Regions from separate parts of the Mus musculus genome. Here region 2 is linked to region 1. The links are chromatin loops, found by intact Hi-C in ENCODE. Cell type or tissue: left cerebral cortex. All regions are shown on one strand. Links, peaks and the distances in the headings refer to the core of each region. The heading gives the core; the rest is flanking DNA.

What was found. Hi-C counts contacts between places; a loop is a spot of excess contacts. Peaks named below come from ENCODE experiments on the same cell type or tissue, not always from the same donor. Only the 100,000 strongest peaks of a DNase experiment are listed, where the experiment ranks them.
Region 2: it touches region 1 in a loop (2.0-fold over the local background); 2 of 42 quality-filtered maps call a loop at or near these places.

What each region holds. Positions count from the first base shown.
Region 1 is chr11:101,172,793-101,175,696 of GRCm38, forward strand. Ccr10 (chemokine (C-C motif) receptor 10) reads right to left here and starts at 2,651. Exons shown (of 2, transcript NM_007721.4): 1 at 2,608-2,651; 2 at 206-1,886. The coding sequence starts at 2,631. The coding sequence ends at 822. It also overlaps a transcript of Cntnap1 not described here. In left cerebral cortex, for the core only: CTCF peaks have their summits at 1,206 and 2,327 (motif pointing left); DNase peaks (open chromatin) are centred at 461, 974, 1,177 and 2,203; H3K4me3 peaks cover 1,050 bases; H3K27ac peaks cover 1,957 bases.
Region 2 is chr11:101,008,486-101,011,389 of GRCm38, forward strand. Atp6v0a1 (ATPase, H+ transporting, lysosomal V0 subunit A1) reads left to right here and starts at 956. Exons shown (of 22, transcript NM_016920.4): 1 at 956-1,079. In left cerebral cortex, for the core only: a CTCF peak has its summit at 1,190; DNase peaks (open chromatin) are centred at 933, 1,431, 1,685 and 2,138; H3K4me3 peaks cover 2,423 bases; H3K27ac peaks cover 2,404 bases.

The DNA of each region.
Region 1 (2,904 bases), core at 194-2,693:
TCGGAAAATTTGCAAATTGCAATCCCCCTCATTCATATATATATATATATATATATATATATATATATATATATATATCCTAGGTAGAAAAGTCCACCTTGACATTTTTCTATTTCTTCTTAGGCAGGATATTGTTATTATTATTGATCTTCCTGTCTCAACCTCTGGAGTGGCTGGGGCTACAGGTATCCAGTCCACACACCATCAGACTCAACTTTTTAATTAGCGTTTTTCTTTGCACAGCAGGACTTTAGAAGGGATCCAAAAACCTACCCCAAACTAGAATCTCTTGCCTCCAGCCTCTACCAGACCCACGCACGTACAGCTGGGGACAGCATCACCCCATACATTTCACACGCTGGGATCTAGGTACTTGCTAAAGCAGCCACTACTGGATAGCGATAGGGTTATTAGAAAGCCCTTTCTTACACTGACTCCCGAGGAGAAACCCCGCCCCTCCTCACCTGGCAGCTTTCCCACCTCACCTCGGTTGGCAGAGACCGAGTGAAGCATAGGGCGTGTCAGTACTCAAAGCTTTAGCCGACTCAGCAACCCCTGTCCCTTCACACCTCCCACTGAGACGCAAGCAGGGGCGTGGGGTGTAACCCACTGTCTTGGCCTTGCTGCAACCAAAGCTGGTAATTCAAAAATAGTAACAGTAGTTGGGTTGCATCTCATTTGCACAGAATCAATTTAATTAAGCGCAGAGGCAATCTCTTTAGATCCTGAAGTCTTTCTCAACGTCCCCCTACTTACTCCCCTTTCTATTACCCTCCCTGGGATTGTTTCTTTAGCCCTCCCCCTTCTCTGGAATTGTAGCCCTAGTTGTCCCAAGAGAGACTGTGGGTCTCAGTAGGAGCAGAGCAGGAAGAAAGGCGGAGTCGACGGGGGCAGCGGCCACGAGGGTTGGGCTTCGGGCTGCATCCTCCGCCCTGGAGCAGCCTCCGCAGGTCCCGGCGGAAACGCAGGCCCAAAAAGGCATAAAGCACCGGATTGAGGCTGCAACGGACCAGGGTCAAGCCGCCGGTGACCAGCAAAGCTAGATCCTTGCGCTTGCTGGAGGAGCAGCTCCGCTCGCGGGCTGCCAGTAGATCGGCTGTATCCAGCAGCAGGGCAAGGCTGTAGGGCAACTGCAGCACCACGAAGGCCACCACCAAAGCCACCACGACGCGCAGTGCACGCCGCCGCTCTGGCCCCCTGGCGGCCAGAAGCGTGCGGCCCAGGAGCGCATAACAGGCTGCCATGACGCCCAGAGGGAGCGCGAAGCCGAGGACCACCTGCGCCACTGCGCTTGCCCCTTTCACAGTCTGCGTGAGGCTTTCGGGAAAAATGAGCCGACAGCGTCGTTGGCCTTCACGTGGCCCGTCCCGGCTGAAAAGGAGCGCAGGTAGAGCCAGAAACAGCGACAACAGCCACACGAAGACTGAAACCAAGTGCGCTCGGCTAGGCGTTGAGGGCCGCTGCCCGGCTGGGAGAGCTCGTGCGATGGCCACATAGCGGTCGGCGCTGATACAGGCTAGGAAGAGGAAGCCAGCGTGGAAAGAGGCCGAGTAGAGGCCTGAGATGGCACGGCAGGTGGTACTTCCTAGATTCCAGCCCTGAAGAGCCCCTGCTGCAGCAAAAGGCAAAGTCAGGGCCAATAAAAGGTCAGCCAGGGCCAACTGGAGCAGGTGAACGGAGGTGGGAGATCGGGTAGTTCGTCTGGCTGCCAGATGGGTGGCCAAGACTAGGCCATTGCCAGCCAGACCCAGTACAGCCACCATCAGGGAGACACTGGGTTGGAAGGCCCGACTGAAAGCCTGGACATCAGCCTTGTAACAGAGCTCTGGCAGCGGCCCAACCGAATAGGCCTCCTCATCGTACCCGGAGTAAAGTCCCCAGGAGACCTGGTGGCATCAAAATGAGAAGAGGGACCGTGTAAGACATTCCCACACCCTTCCATCTCACATAGGTGCCTCATTCAAAGCCTCAATACCAGATGACTCTCTCTCTCTCTCTCTCTCTCTCTCTCTCTCTCTCTCTCTCTCTCCAGATTCTTGCTAGTGTGCCCTGAACAGGCAGTTAAGCTTCGCTTGCAGTCTCTCTAACTCTGCTTCCAGCTTCCTGGATGACCTTGAGCAGCCACCGGCTTTTTCTGGACGCCACTTCCTAAATGTGTTTTACCCGGTGTAGAAAAGCCCCGTTCAGCCCACCTGGCAAGCTAGCAGTGAGCACTGTTGAAACCGTGCAAGATAATAGACAACAGAAACATCTAACTCGCCCTAGAGCAAGCATTTGTATTATTAATAAATCTCAGCGCTTCTGTTCGCTTTGCAGTGCCCTCTCCTGGAAAGTAAGTCAGATGCAGGGCTTTGCTTCAGCCCTGGACCCTAGACTTCAAGCTTAGGCTAAAGGGGCTTCTGTTTCCTTTCCCTTCTCTCCTCCCCACCCTACTGTTAGAGCACAGATGTATTGAAAACATTCACACCAAAGGGGTCTTAGGTAGGATTTGTAGGCTCCTCACAGGTGCTAGATGACAGAGGCCTGCTGTCAGGCAGGGAACCCCATCCCTTTCCCCTTCCCCACCCTCTCTGCAACCCTTCTCCCCCTCCCTGCCCCGACTCCCACCTGCTCTGTGGGCTTGGTCCCCATCTCTGGCTACAAGGGTTTCTGAGGTACAGCCACAGAGGCTAAAGTTAAATAACTAGCGGGGGCAGGAAGGAAGGGGTGGGGAGGAGGGCCAAGGAGGAGGGTTCACGTTTCCATCCCACCTTGCCCGATTTCTATCTAGTCAAAGGAAAAGGAATGCTTGCATGGTCTTGCACAAGTTTTGTTTTCCTCTGAGCCTTCGCTGTGTAAAGTACAGTAAGATGAAAGCACGGAGTTGACAGTTACAAAGGTGTCCAGCACTGAGCCAGGAGCACG
Region 2 (2,904 bases), core at 162-2,661, 160 kb before region 1:
AAAATGTTCACTGTGTCCATCATTTTGTTCGGGCTCACAAAACACGTTTTGTAATACTTCTGCCAAGCAGATAAAAATTATCAGTACAAGTTGCTTTTTTTTTTTTTTTTAAATCCGAAATACCTCCTTCACTACACTTGAATCTCAATGAGTTCCGCCACCCACAGAGACTGACTGACCAGTTCTCCAAGTTCCTCCTGATGTTTCTGCTGACTCCCTACTCTTCTTTAATTGGGGGGAAAGGACTCTATCAATATTTAGAAAAGGAGCTTTAAAAAAAAAAGGTAGGTATTATTTTGCATTCAAAAGATATATGAGGAACTGAAAACTCCTACGTGGTCAGATGGGTTCACAGAAACCTAGTAAGCAAGATAAAAATAATTACTTTGTCAACATGTGGTCTTCCGGGGATTTTTTTTTTTTTTCCAATTTGGATAAGTGTAAATCCTAGGTAGCTGCTGGAAGAATGAATCCGATACTTTGTAAGTGGACGAGATCCTATGTCTCTAATATAGGACTTATCTTAAGTCGCTCTCCAGTCTGGGGCTCAAATATTTTCAGAGGTCTAAGAACGACATAGGATGCGTATACGTAAAGAAGACTAGCTTTGAGGCTCCCTTCAAGCTCTCAGATCATTCTATAATGTGCCCATTTCTTTCATGCTGCTTTCTCCAAGAAAAAGTTGTGAATTGGTTCTCTGGAAAGTAGAGATGGCAGGTAACCTTGCTCCGAGGATAATAGAGAGAAAGGATTCTGATGGGCTCAAAAGGCAAACACTTCAAAAGTCACACGCCCAGCCCAGATGACTTCCAAACTGGGATAGAAATCACAACGCCGGAACAAAGATGGCGACTGCACACCAGGACTCGCCCGAGCCCCATAGACTCTGCACTGCGGCAGCAGGGGAGAGGCAGCATCCTATTGGTCAACTGAGATGAAATCATCTCGGGGGCGGGACTCGACGGTGGCGTGGGGGCGGAGCCTTGCTTGCGTACGCTGGTCGGCGACTCTGCTCAGCCTGAGCCGGGGTCGCTTTGCTGCGGCGGCTGCGGTCGCGGCGGCGGCGGAGCCGGCGAGAGGTGAGCTGGGGTTGTAGAAAGAGCGCTTCCCCGAGTGGCTTTCGAGGGGACGTGGAGCGCACTCGGATACCTCGGATGCTTGTCAGAAGAATTAGCCAGGATCTTAGGTCTCTGAGAAAAATATGGGGGGCTCATCTCCCTCTTCGGACACCCTTCCTGTGGGCAGAGGAACTGGAGGGCCACTGCTCAGGAATGACCCGGGAGAGGAGGAGGCGAAAGGACAGAAGAGATCGGATAGGCAGAGTGATCTGGGGGGATTTCTTAAAGGGTCTTACAATTTGGGGATTTCTTCCCTAACCAGGAGACAGGTTATGCCTGGTCCAGAAAATTTCTGCGCTCTCACTGTGCAGCTTAGAAACGAAGAGGTGAACGACAAATGCTCCCTGCTAGAAAGGGAGGATTGGAGAATCCGAGCGAGAGTCCTCCTGGGAGGACCTTGGGTTTGGATCACCCTTTTGCAGAATTACTTTCTTCGTACTTCATTTCGCGACCCCTGGAAACCGCTTTTCCAAATTCGTATTGTGTTTGGTTTCAGTGGGGGTAGAGATAGTCTTGGAGAGGCCTGTAATCATGAAGGAACAGGAGGAGGGCGGTAACTCACTGGAGGCTGTCAGCCCTGTCAGCCCTGTCAGCTATGCCTGTCAGACATGATTTCATTTATTTTGAGGTTGTGGCATCTATCCTCGTTCAAGGTGGAAAGGACTGGTTATAGCTTATGTGGGTGATTCATATTCTTAAGTCAACCCACATAATCTCTTGAGAAATGCTTGCTTTTAGTCGAGTGTGTTATTTTGCTCTCCTTGAACACCTAATGCCGAAAGGATTTGTTTTTCGGGTTCCTCAAAATGTCTTCCTGCCTTCCCGAAGGGCAAATCTTCTCGGAAACATCAGTCTTATCTATCGATTAACATGGAATTTGCATGACGTTACGACATTAAAAGTGATGCAGTGCATGATGATCTGTTGAGGATAGATACTGCAGATGCTGCTGTACCGAAGCTGAGCGGGGAGCTTATCGCGAATAAATAATTGCATTTTCAGTACCACTGATAGCGCCAGCTGCTGACCTGAACGGAAGCCTTCAGGCTCCTAGGAGAGACTTGACAGATAGAAGAAGGCAGTTGTCTTTGAGGATGGGGATGAGTCGCAGGAAGCTGCAGAGGTGGAAGGCTTTTCCTCCGGCTTGTTAAAAGTGCTTTGTCATTACCAACGTTTTCCTGTCATGCCTGAATTGAAATTAAGCTGTGTGGGCTCCTTTGTCTTTTTTTAAAATGATGTTAATATGTTGGAGTTCCTTAGAAGAGGAATACTGTTTTCCCAGGAGTTTGGAAGCTTGATCCTTTTAGCCATAGCTTTCAGATAGTGCTGGACATTTTAGATGTTGGAAGTGGGCATTGTCAGTGAGAGGGGAAGCAGTCACAGCTAGTCACATCTTTTATATAAGAGGGTAGTTAAAATCTCTTTTATTGTTTCCTGCTCACAAAAAACCCAAGAAACAAAATGAAATAACAAAGAAGAGGGTTTTAGCAGGAAAGTTTGTGTCAAGTGTGAAAAAGCAAACAGTAGCAACAAAAAAGCTCTGGGCATGTTGGTGTATCCCTGTAATCCCAGCTCTAAAGAGCTGGAGGCAGTGCCATTGGTGGTGGCTCACTATGCCAGCACTCAGAGGTAGAGAGACAAGTGGGTGAGTTTCAGGTCAGCCTGGTCTACAGAGTGAGTTCCAGGTCAGCCAAGGCTACACAGAGGAAATCCTGTATGGGGGAAAAAAAGAAAAACAAAAACAGATGGGAGGCAGGAGGATCAGGAGTTCAAAGCCAGCCTTCAC